2 separate regions of the Homo sapiens genome follow, and region 1 is linked to region 2. A link is a contact called in ENCODE Hi-C or POLR2A ChIA-PET data. All regions are on one chromosome and are shown on one strand. Each heading gives the region's core, a stretch centred on a gene start or an enhancer-like site at or near the end of the contact. The rest is flanking DNA. Distances are from core to core; before and after follow the strand shown. Region 1 overlaps LYPD6 (LY6/PLAUR domain containing 6). Region 2 holds the start of LYPD6 (LY6/PLAUR domain containing 6).

Evidence for each region. A loop is a pair of places that touch in the nucleus more often than their neighbours do. ChIA-PET counts read pairs that join two places held with the same protein, here RNA polymerase II (POLR2A). Pooled maps may share reads with other maps.
Region 1: a map of endothelial cell of umbilical vein shows a loop between it and region 2 (4-fold over the local background). The contact joins the enhancer-like site here to the promoter of LYPD6 in region 2. A Hi-C loop is called at or near these places in 1 of 168 maps with a recorded cell type or tissue (endothelial cell of umbilical vein) and 1 of 50 pooled maps. POLR2A ChIA-PET finds 5 or more read pairs at or near these places in 4 of 52 experiments (HEK293, Panc1, activated CD4-positive, alpha-beta T cell and 1 more).

What each region holds. Positions count from the first base shown.
Region 1 is chr2:149,360,896-149,367,902 of GRCh38, reverse strand. All of the region lies in intron 1 of LYPD6 (LY6/PLAUR domain containing 6), which reads right to left. It also overlaps the pseudogene LOC124906190. Among named protein-coding and RNA genes, the nearest start is that of LYPD6, 34 kb to the right of the region's middle. Within about 2 kb of position 1,527, at least 3 of the 41 ENCODE cell types and tissues checked have a DNase peak (open chromatin) inside an H3K27ac peak, as active enhancers do; they include endothelial cell of umbilical vein, where a contact is called at or near this core.
Region 2 is chr2:149,324,665-149,331,872 of GRCh38, reverse strand. It overlaps LYPD6 (LY6/PLAUR domain containing 6), which reads right to left and starts at 1,286. Exons shown (of 5, transcript NM_194317.5): 1 at 1,151-1,286. MIR9899 (microRNA 9899) reads left to right here and starts at 1,500; the gene lies at 1,500-1,595. RefSeq lists a silencer at 1,200-1,669.

The sequences.
Region 1 (7,007 bases), core at 278-2,777, 36 kb before region 2:
CTGAAAATCTCCAGAACCAGAATATATTCCTTTCCCTCTAACACACCTTTGAAAATGAGAAGGAAAAGATAAGGGTATGTTTTTTCCCATTGTTTTGCTGGAGCTCGGAAGCCTCTTCTTTCTCTTGCTTGAGATTGCTCAAGGAGGTTGTTCTTTATGTGCATTTACAGAGTGGTTGGTCTTTCATGCCCTGCACAGTGCTAGCCCAGGGCTCCACAATCCAGTTCAGCACAAAGCGCTAGCTATGACCTCACAAAGGTTTTGTAAATATTTTAACTACGAAAAAAAGGTCTCTTCCCTCAAAGAATCTAAGATCCTGAAGGCTTGTTGGGATGGAGTCACATATCTCCTTGGCCTAGGATCCTAAGGTGCCCCTCGATCTGGTGTTAATGCGCTTGTGTAATCTCCTGCCCTTTAGTGTCGGCTGTTCTAGTGACTCTCTAACCAACAGAATATAGCAAAGATGGTGGATGTCTTTCCAGCAGACTATCTCTTGCTGGCTTTGAGGAGGCAAGTTCCAATGTTGAGAAGGCCCACATAACCAGGAACTGAAGGTGGCCTCCAAAGCAGTTAGGAACTGAGGCCCTCAGTCCAAAAGCCCTCAACAAACTGGATTATGCGGCAACCATGGGAGCATGGAAGTGGATCTTTCCCGGTTGAGCTTTCAGATGAGATCCCTGTCCTGGCTAACAACCGATTGCAGCCTTGTAATAGACCCTGAAGCACAGGACCCACCTAAGCCATACAAAATTTGAGATAATAAATGTTTGTTGTTTTACTTGTGGCAATTTGTTATGCAACAACAAATAATTCATACAATCTCCTTTATCCTGATTGACAGTCTAGCACCTGTAAAAAAGAAAAAAAAAACTTTTGTTTTTCAGCAGTTACATAGGAAGCCAGCATCATGTAAACGTTTAACTAAAAATGAAATAGCCTCTAAAAACAGGCTTGTAAATCATTTTCGTATTCTAAAAGCTAAGGCTAAAAGAATCACACATGACAGTGTGTAAAATGAAGTGGGGGGGAATGGAAACAAAGTTAAAACTTGTAAAGGGGCCCTGGAGAAAATCTGCAGGCTCCATTGGTTTATTTAACTTTTAAATCTTACTAAATTTGCTAGATGTGTGTTAGCATTCATGGTTCATTTACTTTTATTCTGACTTCTATAAATAGGTACTCTATGAGCCCTGATAAATGATTTAAAATCTTGCTTGACTTCAATAAAAAAATTAGCAAGTTAATCTTAAAAATTCTACACACAGAAATGAATGAAAACCTTCCTCTGGGCCAACCTCCACCCCCTGCAAGTGCACCTCCCCCAGTCCCTGGACTCTTCTTGCCATCCTTGTTCTTTTTCTCTGGCTCTGTGTTTATAATATCTGGCATTCTCCCAAATCACCTAGCTCTGGTTCTCTTGTAAAAACAAACAGAAGCTACCTGGGGCTCTTTATTCTCGCTCATTTACATTCTTTCTCTGCCAAGGGGTCAGGGATGTCAGAGTTGGTGGCAACCAGTCAAGCCCAGCATGGAATGGCCCTTATCTACCAATGCAGTGTTTTCCTGCCTGTGAACACGCCGGCATTTATTTATCTAAAATTGTAAGTAAAAATGTAGGTAACTGCCACAAATCAGAGACTAATGAATCTAAAAGTTCAGCCCAGAGCTATGACAAAAAGTAGACAAAAGCCTTATACAAAGCTCACATTTAATAAAAAAGGCAGGCAGTGGGTGAAAGGTGGAGATATAATCTATATGACCCATAAAATATATGGAAAACAAAAGCAAATGTGAAATTCCATGTGGTTTAATCATACAGAATGCAAGTTTGAATAATTAGCCACCCACACTGAAGCACAGCTTCCTTGTAAGTCATTAGTTGATGTGAGCTGAGAGTAATGTCGGTGTCATGTGTTCCACTAGTTGCACACATACGGTTATAAGATCTATCAGAATGTTCAACAGCTCTCCTCTCTGCCCTGATAGCCAGGGTTAGTCATCTAAATTGGTGTGTCCATTAACAGCATTTTTGAACTCCCAAGATTAAAATTGGTTGTTGAGGAACAAAAACATCAGATATCATAGTTTGTGGTCCTCCAAGGCTCAACCCTACCTGTCAAAATTTTATTCCTTAATATTTAATTTCTCTTCACTTCTCAGCCTTTTGGCTAAGATCAAGTGTAGTAGCTGTTCTTATCAGTTTAATATTTAATTTTTCTCATTAGGAAGAATGTAAATTAAATTAAATTTTTTTCCTAGGGAAGGAGGAGCAATAATAAAAATAAACGTTGAGAAACACAGCTGTAAATATGTAGAATTCTAAATGAGCACACAGAGAAGAAAATAAGCGTAAGAAATGCAGACACTGAAAAAAAAATCCTTAATAACAATCCAATAACCAGATCCATTTGTGCATTAAAAAAGCAGCAGAACTAGCGAAAGCCAAAGACAGGTTCTGACACAACACTGGAAACTCTGAACTTGAAATCAGAAGACCTACATTGATTCAGTTCCTAACATGTGATTATAAGTTGCACAACCTTAGAGAAAAGCTACTTATTTGGGTTCCTTTTCCTTTCTCTGTAAAAATAGAATGGAAATGTCTAATTCCAAGGTCCCTGCAATAGTTAAATGAGATAGTATTCATGAGGTGCTTTGCCAACAAGATGATGTGGTTCAGTTGAAAGGTAACATCATCCAGCAGAATTATCTGAACATTGGAGAGCTTTGCATGGGCAAAAGATTATATTAATAAGCCTAGAAGTGACACTACTGTGAATTAGTGGTTCAAGAGTGTTAGAGTGATGAAGGGGCTGTTCATTAGGAATAGTATGTCCTGTGTAGCAAAACACACCAATGACCTAAAGTGACTGATCTATTTTAAGGGGATAGTGAGAGAGATTCAAACCACTAAGAGATAGTGAGAGAATGCTTTTCTCCTATCAACTAAACCAGTGGTTTCAGCTTCAAATCACCTGGGGTGATTTTGAAAACTTCTGAAAAATGTCTGAACCTAGAAGATTGTGAGTACTCCAGAGATGCTACAGAGTAAGTGAACAATGACAAAGTTGCCGTGAGATATGCATTCTCATACACTACTGGTGGGAGTGTTAATTAGTACAGCCTTTAGGGAATACAATCTATTAATATGTATCTTTTTCTTGTTTGGTTTGATTTTAATGTTTTAAGTTGGTACCCTTCCTGGAGTAATTCTATGTCTAAGAATTCATCCCAGGGAAACAATGAGAGAGGAACAAAAATGTATCCAAAAGGATGCCCCTCAAAGTATCATTTTATGTCTGTATGTTGCACCAATCAGGATAGCTTGACTTTGAACATGCAAAAAAAAAAAAAAAAATTGTACTCTGTAAATCCATGTCATGGGCGGGAATATCTGACAAGTAAACAAAAGAAACAATAAATCAAAACAAGATGCTGTAAAAAGTCAGGTGTCATCTCAGCCAAAACTCATTAATTTTTCAAAAAGTTGAGAATTTGCCAATGAATTCAGGTCTGGTCAGGTCAGGCCTTCCATCATCCTGGTGATTTCAACTAACCTCAAAATCAAACAGCAGACAATTAGCAATTAAAGCATCTTAAAGGAATAAGTAACATTGCAGGCTAAGGCAGGACAGGGAAAAAGAGAATCAAATGTATTTCACTGGCTTTCTTTTTAAATTCCCTATCTTCTTGAGTCAGGACTCCCCAGGATTTGCAACTCAACACTGGCCTAAGATTCTCCACCACAAATGACTTTGCATTCTCAAGAGATTAACTGTTCACTCAAAGCCCTTCTGAAAAGCTGCTGAAATCATTGCAAATCTTCTATAAGTCGTACCTTCCTATGGGCTACAAGATAAAAATACTAGCTAAGGAGTGAGATAAGAAAGGCTCATTTTTTTAAAAGTAGGAAAGAAAATAAAGTTCTATGAAGGAGACTAAATTCTGAGCTTTCAGATTTTTAGTGTCAACAACCCAAAATATAAGAATGAGAACTAGGAGGGCAAAAGAGCATTTTTATCAAATGCATTTACCAAATATTATTAAGCCCCTACTCACCAAATGAATCAGACCAGCCAGGTAATCCTGGTATGAGGAAATCTGCAAAAGATCTACATCAACCAAATATATACTTATAAATAGCATATGTGTAGTGCCTGCTGTTTCTCAAAGCACTTTCCCATGTGATTTATCATTCAGTCTTCATATTAACCCCATAAGGTAAGCAGAAAAGGAATGATTTAACAAAGACAGGCACACAGATCTAGGTTAGCTGACTTGCCCACATTTACAGAGCCAACTGATTACTGAAGGCATCAATATTCAAATCTAGCTCTTCCAATTTTCTTCACGACATATCACACTAGGACAGCACACATAAATTGCATATATGTGACATGAGAACATGACTAAGCAGGATACAGCGCTGTGGCCACAGACCTGGGAGCCAGACTGCTCACTTCCAAGTCCCAGTGCCATCACATATTGGGTAGTGTGATTGGGGGAAAATTATTAAAACACTTTGTGCATCAGTTTTCTCATCTGCCAAATAGGGATAATAATGGTGCCATACAGTGATTATGAAGATCAAGTATAAATGTTGACCACAGTGACTGGCACACAGCAAAAGGTTCAATAAATGTTAGCTTTGATCATCATGGGCATCGAGAACAATTCTCTTGATTAGTCAAGGTCAGATGCAAATACACTAAGCCCAACTGCATGTTACATGTAAGTGCTGTTGATGGGGTTCAGAACATACTAACCCAAAATATGGCACCTTGGCATAGTGAAACTTTAAGGCTAAAGGAATGTGAGAAAAATTCCTTCAGTAGCAGGACGGTCTCTCTGACCTGCCCCCATACTTCTCCGCTGAAGCTGGTCAAAAAACTTAAGAAGGACTTTCTAACTTTCCCTTGAAGCAGATCATTGACCCTCATCTAAGAGGTGCTTCCCTATACCAGGACAAAAGGAACATCCTTGTCGCTAAAGATGAAGCGCCACTGTTTTGAGTTGAAAGTATCCCCCAAATTGCACGTGTTGAAAACTTAATCTCCCATGCAACAGTGTTGAGAGGTGGGATCTTTAAGAGGTGACTCGGAATGGATTAATGTCATTATCTTGGGAGTGGGTTATTTATCATAAGAGTACGTTCCTAAGAAAATAATGAGTTCTAGCCCCCTTCACTTCTCACCCTCTCATATGCACTCTCCTTCCCTTCTACCTTCTGCCATGGGATGATGTAGCAAAAAGGCCCCCAGCAGATGCCAGATCCTTGATATTTAACTTCTCAGACTCTGGAACCATGAAACAAGTAAACTTATATTGTTTATAAGTTGCCTAGTCTCAGCCATTCTGTTGTAGCAGCACAAAATGGATTAAGACAGTCATGGGCAGAATCTGAACAAACAGACCTTTCTAAGTTCTCCTCAATTTATTCCTATTACATTATACCCTTTTTATCCCATCATATTTCTCCACAACTATCCACTCGTTATCAAACCTAGCCTAAAAATACTCAGGTTTACCCATTTCTGTGGGTCTCAATTTCCTTATGAAGGCTCCCATGTCACATAAAAATTTATTAAATAAATTTGTATGCTTTTCTCTTGTTAATCTGTTTTTTGTCATAGAGGCCTCATCCATAAACCTACAATGGGTAGAGAAAAAAATATTTTTCCTCTCCTCCACTGTATTAGTTTCCTATTGCTGCTGTAACAAATTACCACAAAATTAGTAGCTCGAAACTTACACAAATGTGTTATCTCAAAGTTCTGAAGGTCAGAAGTCCAATATGGGTCTTACTGGGCTAAAATCAAGCATCTGCACAGTTTCATTCCTTATGGAGGCTCTAAGGGAGAATGAGCTTCCTTGCCTTTTCCAGAGGCTACATGCACTCCTTGGCTCATGGTGCCTTCCTTTACCTTCAAAGCACATCATTGCAACCTCTGCTTCTTCTGACTATCCCCTCTCTATGCCTGCTTCTCTCATCACATCATCTTCTCTGCCCCAACCCTCCTGCCTTTCTCCACCATGATAATAAGATAATAGCCCCATCTCAGGATCCTTAATTAACCACATCTAAGAAATCCCTTTTACCATGTAAGGTAACATACTGACAGGTTCCAAGGATTAGAAGATGCAAATCTACAGGGGACCATTATTCAATTTACCACAGGTACCAAGGATATAAAAATGAATTTGATACAACTGCTGAGCTCAAGGACTTCATAAACTATTGAATAAAACAGACATATTCAAAAAGAAAATTAATTCTCATGCACATCAGACTACAGCACTCAGTATGGTTAGAGAAGAAACAAAGTGCTCTGTGGGTAACAGAGGATCCATCTGTTTATCTCGACCAAGAAAGGAAAGGAGGACTCAAAGAAAGTGATGTGTATTTAAGAGACCAGAATACGCCATCCCAAAGTATGCCTCTTTGGCATAAAGATTATTTCAAGCTGATTATTTTGAACACTGAAAATACAGGAGAAGCTCTAAAAGCAGAGTAGAAGTTACCCTTTTGTAGGAAAATTTACATCTATAAAGGAAATCTCTATTTGTAACTGTGTCACCCTCTCTGCATCAGGAAAGATGACTCTAAATCACTAGAGACTTGTATTAATGGAGAAGGCACTGACTTAAATCTATATAAGGAATCTTACCCTTGTGTCTCACGCTTTTCCTGGTTACCTCCCATAACTGTATCCCCCAACAGCTTTCTTTGTTCTAGCTGAAGATGATATTTAAGCCTGAATTCAAATCTACCCTTTCGAGATTTACTCATTTATCTGGGTATCTCCCATGTATATTTGAAATATACATGTTAATAAACTTGTTTTTCTCATCTTAATCTGTCTTTTGTTACAGGGGTCCACCCCAACTAAGAACTATAAAGAACAGAGGAAAACAACTTTTCTTTTCCTACGCATGCATAGAATTGAGCACTGATGTGTGCTCAAACTGAGGTGATGAAGGGTGTCCCAGGAAAGTACATTGAAAAA
Region 2 (7,208 bases), core at 37-2,536:
AGCAGAACAGTGTGTATGTCACCGCAAGTCAATTTAACAAGAAATAAGCTTCCCCCTGGAGAATCTAAACTCCCTTGCCTCCCACAAAGAAAATTGAATTTTGGAGGTCACACCTTGGGTAGGTTACCATAGAAAGAAGCTTAACATTCTTTTTGTCATATGCTCTGGGAGGTCAATGCTGTTCTTCCAACAAGTGACTACCAAAGACCCTCTTCCATTCCCCCCCACCCAATTCTCTCCCCCGATCCCATTATAACAAGTCTTTGGAGTCCTCTAGGAAACGGGATGTGATTGTGACACTTGAAAATGCCAAGGACCACACCGAAGGCAATCATGCTCAAACACCAAGTTTTGAGCCCCGCAGTGAGGAGCAGGGCAGATACTGGGGCGGGAGAGGGGACTGGAGGAGGGCAGCGGTAGAGATAGTGAGGATATGGTGGGGGTCAGAGCGAGTCAGACCGTCAGATAGTGAGCTTTAGGTTGTAACTGAACGCTTAGCCAAATGTGAATCAACGGAACTGCTGTTACCGGAGAGAAAAACAGGTCGCCAAGTCAAGCCCAGGCCAAATCCCAACTCTGTGGGTGGATGGTCCCTTCCCTGGGTTGTCGGGGTGGATGGCTGAAAGGCCTAGCGTGGTCTTGCAGCGGCGGGGAGGTACCTCCAGCACACTGCACCTCCCTTAGAGGCTCCGGGTGGCCGCAGCCGGGCTACCGCCACTGCCCCCCGCCCCGCAGCAACATGTGGGGTGCTGCCAGTCCGCCGCCCAGGAACTCCCTCCGGCTGGAGTTCCTGGTGGACGCATGTTGGGCCGTGAGAAGATGCTGAATTACTCCTGGGAAAGGTTCCTCCAGCCTTGAACTTGGCAGCTCCTGACCTTTCCATCCCACCCTCCACGCGCCAGCCCAACACACACGAGTACACACGCCCCTCTGGACCCGTCCAGGCTACTCGCGGGGCTCTCTGCCCACTAGGGGCAAAACGCCGGAGGCCGGGACCCCAGTTCCTCTGGCCCCAGGGGACTGCCCTAGCATCGGGTAGTTCCAGGGACTCAGCGCACTCCCTGCCTTGGCCAGGCCCCGCCTAAGCCGGGGCCGCTGGCACCAATCCCCTGTTCTTTTGTGCTCTCCCGGGAAGCCCGCCTCTACTCACCCGGGCTGCGCGCGGATTCCGGCCGCCAGCTGCAGCCCGCTGCCCCATCCCACGAACACTGCGGCGCCCCCAGAGTGTGCAATGCGGCGCCCCGCCAGCCCGCTGCCGGAGCCCGGGAGCTCAGGGAAGGAGCGAGGGAGCGCAGCGGGGAGAGGCGGGGGGCGGCTAGGGGCGCGCGCGCCACTCCCACTCGCGCCGGGCACTGGCCGCCGCCCGCAGCCGCGGCCGGCCCGGCCTCGAGGGCCGCGGGACCAATCAGCGCGCGCGGGGGGAGCGGAGCCCTCCGCGGGGCGCGCTCATTGGCCCGGCGCGCGCGGCCCAACTCCGGGAGAATCGGCCTGAGCGCCAAGTCTGCAAACTCCGGCCAGCGGGAGCCGACCGCCCGGCGCAGGTGGGGCACCCGGGCGCCGCGCTCCCGCCCGCAGGGTGAGCGGAACTGGAGAGATTTGGGACCTTCCCGGGAAGCCTGTTCCCAGTGAGCGTTGGAAGCGAGCAGTGTTTGCTCAGGGTGCACCGATACCTTCCTGTGCGCGACCCCCTGGCGCCTCTCCCTAGCCGCCAGCCTCAGCCGGGCCAGCAGCTGCGTGCGTGGCTGCAGGCCCGGCAGTGTGAAATGACCCTGGCCAAATCTCACTCCCCGCCATCCCCTGGGCCCCGCGAAATCCGCCGGACCGCAGAGCTCAAGAGCAAGTGAAGCTCCGAACCCAGGGAAGGCGGAGACCACTTGACGTTTGCAGTAAAAGACCTAAGCTGCGGGGCGGAGCATGGAGGCGGTGGGAAGAGCCAGGAAGGCAGGTCTTAGGAAGTGGGAATCCGGTTATGGGTTTGGTGCAAAAAAGTCCAGGGCATAATACTGCCACCCTCTGCCCAACCCTTCCTCCAGTTAAAGCCCCTGCAGCCCTCTTGGGACGTATTGGTTTTTCTCTTCCTTGTTGTAAATCGTGTTTGACCCCCCTGGACGGTTCGATCTAGAGCCTTAGAGTGGAAGTGGGTCATAGTCCTACTCTCCCCTGAGCAGCGCGGGGGGCCGGCGGGGAGCCGGGGTGACCGGGGAAGGTCCCCAGGAAGGTCTGGAAGGACTCCACGGATATGCCCGGAAACTCGGAACCAGCCTCCCCACCTCCCCCCGAACTTGGCCTGCAAGGCTACCTTCGTAAGGGCGGCCCGCCATGTGGCTATTTGTCGATCTTTGAGACCCCTCCACCTTCTCCTTGGATTTTCTACCCCTGGAGCATTTTTTCAGGCCTCTCCTGAATCACCCTGCCTTCCCAATAATCTATCCATCCCAACATAAAAACATTCTTACTCTTTTTTAAATTAAACTTCCTTCCCCAGTCCCTCTATTTGGAAGGGCCTAGGATAACCTATTTTTGATCGACAGCTGCTAGACCTCAGAAAGTTTTTCTCTTAGTGTATGTGCACAGGCTTGCCCAAGCTCAGGGTTCAAGTAGGCAAAAAATAATTAGCGCCCCCTCAAGGTGGAGATCGCTGCCGCGCTGTCTTCCTGCAGGGCTCAGCAGGGTGAATGAATTGAATATGAATTAATCAACCTGAACTTGGAAATGTCTCTCCGTGTCTAGGCAGGTTACCTCTGCGGGTTAGCATCTACTAATGAGGGCATGTCCCGGGTGTCACTGCTGACACTCATTTAGTTTCCAGTTGGCAGTTCCGGTCCATGTACTTATTCACTTTATTTAAAAAAAATCGGTGCATAGTTTAGTGAAAATATTCATATTTGGGTTCAAAGTGAAGTTCAACGTATTAATGCAGTTTATGAGAGCCGAGTTCCTGGTAGAGATGGAACCCTTAGGATCTCTTTTCAGAAATATATTTTCAAAGAAGGCTGGAAAGATATGCATATGAAATGTCTGCAGTGGTTATCTCTGCGTGTTGGGATAATGGATGGTTTTCTTGTTCTTTATACTTTACGGTATTTTCTAAAGAACATTAATATTAATTTAAAAATTTTTTTAAAATGTTGACTACCAACATACAACACTCCTCAGGCATCAGAAGAGCGAAAATGTTAAATCTTCCTTCTGCTTTTCCCTTCACATCTTGTCAATCGCCCAGTCCTGTGTTTCTGTCTCCTAGGATGACTTCTAGATCCATCCCTCCCAGCATCTCTATTTCACTGCCAGACCTCATCATGCCTTACCAGCGCTTCAGCAACAGGCTTTCACTGCTCTGCTCTCCAGTCGACCACACGCTGCCCTCTCTATTTCAGAATCACTAATGTAATCATGTCACTTTCAAGCTTAAAATTCTTCAGTTCCAACCCCACTGTGAGGAAGTTCAAATGGAGCCTGGTTGGCAAGGCGTTTCCTTCCCAGTCCGTTCCCAGCTTTCCACGTTGGTCTCATCTTCTGTCCTCACAGTTCCGCAGGCAGGATGGTTCTGCTCCACCTACAACTGCCTGTCCGTGGACCTTCACACACCCATGTCTAAGATTTCATAGTGCTAGAATGCTGTGCTTCTCTTCCTTCTCAACTCTCTCCTGCCCCAACAGCAAGTTCCTATCTTTGCTTCAAGATTCACTTCGAATACCACCTTTTTAAAAATCAAGTCTTCGAAACTGCCCGGGGCAGAATTAAGCAACGCCTTCTTTCTGTACATCAGAAGCAAGCTTTTTTTTTTTTTTTTTTTTTTTTTTTTGACGGAGTCTCACTCTGCTGCCCAGGCTGGAGCAAAGTGACGCGATGAAGAAAACATACATTGTATTTACACTCCTGGAGTGCACGAAGAGAGAGACGCACTTTATTTATTTATTTATTTTAAGCCCTCTCCTTCTCACCCCTGCCCAACATGGCTGAGTGCCATCCTCTGTTTCACCCCTGCTGAGTCTGCCAGCTCACATTTACCATAGGTGGTCTCACCCTGCACCTTCCCAACCTGCCCAGCTCTCACTACAGATCTGTTTATTGATTATTTTTTGTTGTTATTGTTTCATGTTTTTGTTTTTGAGACAGTCTCACTCTGTCACCCAGGCTGGAGTGCAGTGGCACAATCTTGGCTCACTGCAACCTCTGCCTTCCAGGTTCCAGTGATTCTCATGTCTCAGCCTCCTGAGTTGTTGATGCCCAGCTAATTTTTTTATTTTTAGTAGAGATGGGGTTTCACCATTTTGGCCAGGCTGGTCTTGAACTCCTGACCTCAGGTAATCTGCCCATCCTGGCCTCCCAAAGTGCTAGGATTACAGGCATGAGCCACCATGCCCAGCCTTGTTTATTGATTATTTTAAAAGCAGCCCTTTCTGATTTTTTAAATTAATGTATATTTTTATTTCAATAGCTCTGGAAGTACGAGTGGTTTTTGGCATGGGTGAATTGTATAGTGGTGAAGTCAGATTGTAGTGCACCCATCACCTGAGTAGGAGAGAAAGACTTTAGATCAAATAGTCACATGAACAATTTCATACTGAGATAGGCATGATGACACTACCACATGTAAAAAAAAGAAACCTGGTTCATTTTGAATATATGTCAATCACAGTTCTTACCACATTGTGTTATCCATTGATCTATTTATTGCAAGTTCTTTGTCCCATCATATGAATCCATATGCCCCCACGTAGAACACAGTGCCTGGTTTATAGTGGGTGCTCAGTAAATATTCTAAAATGAATGGGTAAATAAATGAATGGGTATTTGAAACCCCATGAGGCATTTTATTTCATGTGTCTACATGCAACTATTATCCAAAATCGAAAAGACATTAGTTCCGTGTTTTAAAAATTATTAGATCCTTGTCTCATCTTTCTTAACTTTAATTTGTTTTTTCTGCACAAATTGTCTAATGTCTTATTTAATTTCACATTTAGGAGATATAGGTAATTATTATTTACATACATGTAGATAATCTGCTATTGCTAGGAGGAAATCTTTTTTTAGAAATTTTACTTTTAATATATAAAAATTGAAGGTTGAAAATGCAAAGCCAAAAAGCACAATACATAACAAAAAGTAAATCAATTGGGCTTTCTAAAAGTTAAAACATTTTCTCTGCAAACAACACGGTTACGAGAATGAAAAGACAAGAATAGACAGGGAGACAATAGTTGCAAATCATACACCTGACACAGGAATTGTAGTTAATACATACAAAGAACTCTCAAAACTCAGCAATAAGAAAACAACCAAATTTTTTTCAATGGCCAAAAGATTTGAACAAACACTTTACCAAAGAAGATATATGGGTGACAAATAGCACATGAAATGATACTCATATCATTAGTCTTTAGTGAAATGCTAATTAAAACTGCAATGATAACTTCTAGACACTTATTAGAATGGCAAAAAAAAAAAACCTGACAATACCAAGTGTTGATGAGGCTGCAGAGCAACTGAAACTCTCATACCACACTGGTGAGGGTGCAAAATGGTATGTCCGCACTAAAAATAGTTTGGCCACTTTTATAAAGTTCAATATACACCTAACCATATAGCCCAATAATCCTACTCCTACATACAGACATACATTGTTTTATTTCACTTCACTTCATTGCATTTCAAAGATACTGCATTTTTTTTTTTTACAAATTGAAGGTTTGAAGTAACTCTGCATTGAACAAATCTATCAGTGCCATTTTCCCAAAAACATGTGCTCACTTTGTGTCTCTGTGTCACATTTTAGTAATTCTCACAATATTTCAAGCTTTTTCATTATTATTATATTCATTATGGTGACCTGTGATCAGTGATCTTTGTTGTTACTATTGTAATTGTTTTGGGGGGCCATGGACCGTGTCCAGATAAGACAGCAAACTTAATTGATAAATGTGTGTGTTCTGACTGTTACACCAACAAGCCATTCTCCATCTCTCTTTCCTCCAGCCTCCCCATTCCCTGAGGTGCAACAGTATTGAAAATAGACCATTAATAACCCTACAAGTCCCTCTAAGTGAAAGTTGTATGTTTCCCACTTTAAATCAAAAGCTAAAAATGATTAAGCTTAGTGAAGAAGGTGAAGGTGTCAAAAGCTGAAATAGGCCAAAGCTAGGCCTCTTGTACCAGTTAGCCAGAGTGTAAATGTAAAGGAAAAGTCCTTGAAGGAAATTAAAAATGCTACTCCAGTGAATATAAGAATAAGAAAGCAAAACAGTCTTGTTGCTGATATGGAGAAAGTTTCAGTGGTTCAGATTAAAGATAGCTAAAACATTCCCCCGAGCAGAAGCCTAATCCAGAGCAAGACCCTAACTCTCTTCACTTCTATGAAGGCCGAGAGAGGTGAAGAAGCTGCAGGAGAAAAAAAAATTGGAAGCTAATAGAGGTTGGTTTATGAAGTTGAAGGAAAGAAGCCATGCCCCTAACATGAAAGCATAAGGTGAAACAGCAAGTGCTGATGGAGAAGCTGCGGCAAGTTATCCAGAATATCTAGCTAAGATCATTGATGAAAGTGGCTACACTAAACAATGGATTTTCAATATAGACAAAGCAGCCTTCCATGGGAAGAAGATGCCATCTAGTAATTTCATAGCTAGAGAGAAGTCAATGCCTGACTTTAAAGCTTCACAAAACAGGCCGACTCTCTTGTTAGGGGCTGACGCAGCTAGTGAAGCTACCCCACTTACCATTCCAAAAATCCTAGGGCCCTTCAGAATTATACTAAATCTACTCTGTATATGCTGTTTAAATAGAACAACAAAGTCTATATGACAGCACATCTGTTTACAGAATAGTTTGCTGAATATTGTAAGCCCACTGTTGAGACCTACTGCTTAGAAAAAAAAAAGATTTATTTCAAAAATACTACTACTTATTGACAATTCATCTAGTCATCTCAGAGCTCTGATGAAAATGTACAAGGAGATTCATGTGTTTCCTTGCCTGATAACACAACATCAATTCTGCAGCTCATAGAGCAGGGAGTCATTGTTGGGGTGATAAGACCTAACACCAGGTCTTGAGGGCAATGAAGTCCAGCAGAGTCAAAGGAATGAGAAAAAGTATGAGAGAGAAAGTAAGACCAGGGGGCCATCGCAAGTGTGGAGGCTGCAAAGGCCCTCGAGCTCTGGGAGCCCACGCTATTTATTGATGCTCAAACAGGTGGTGAGGATGTG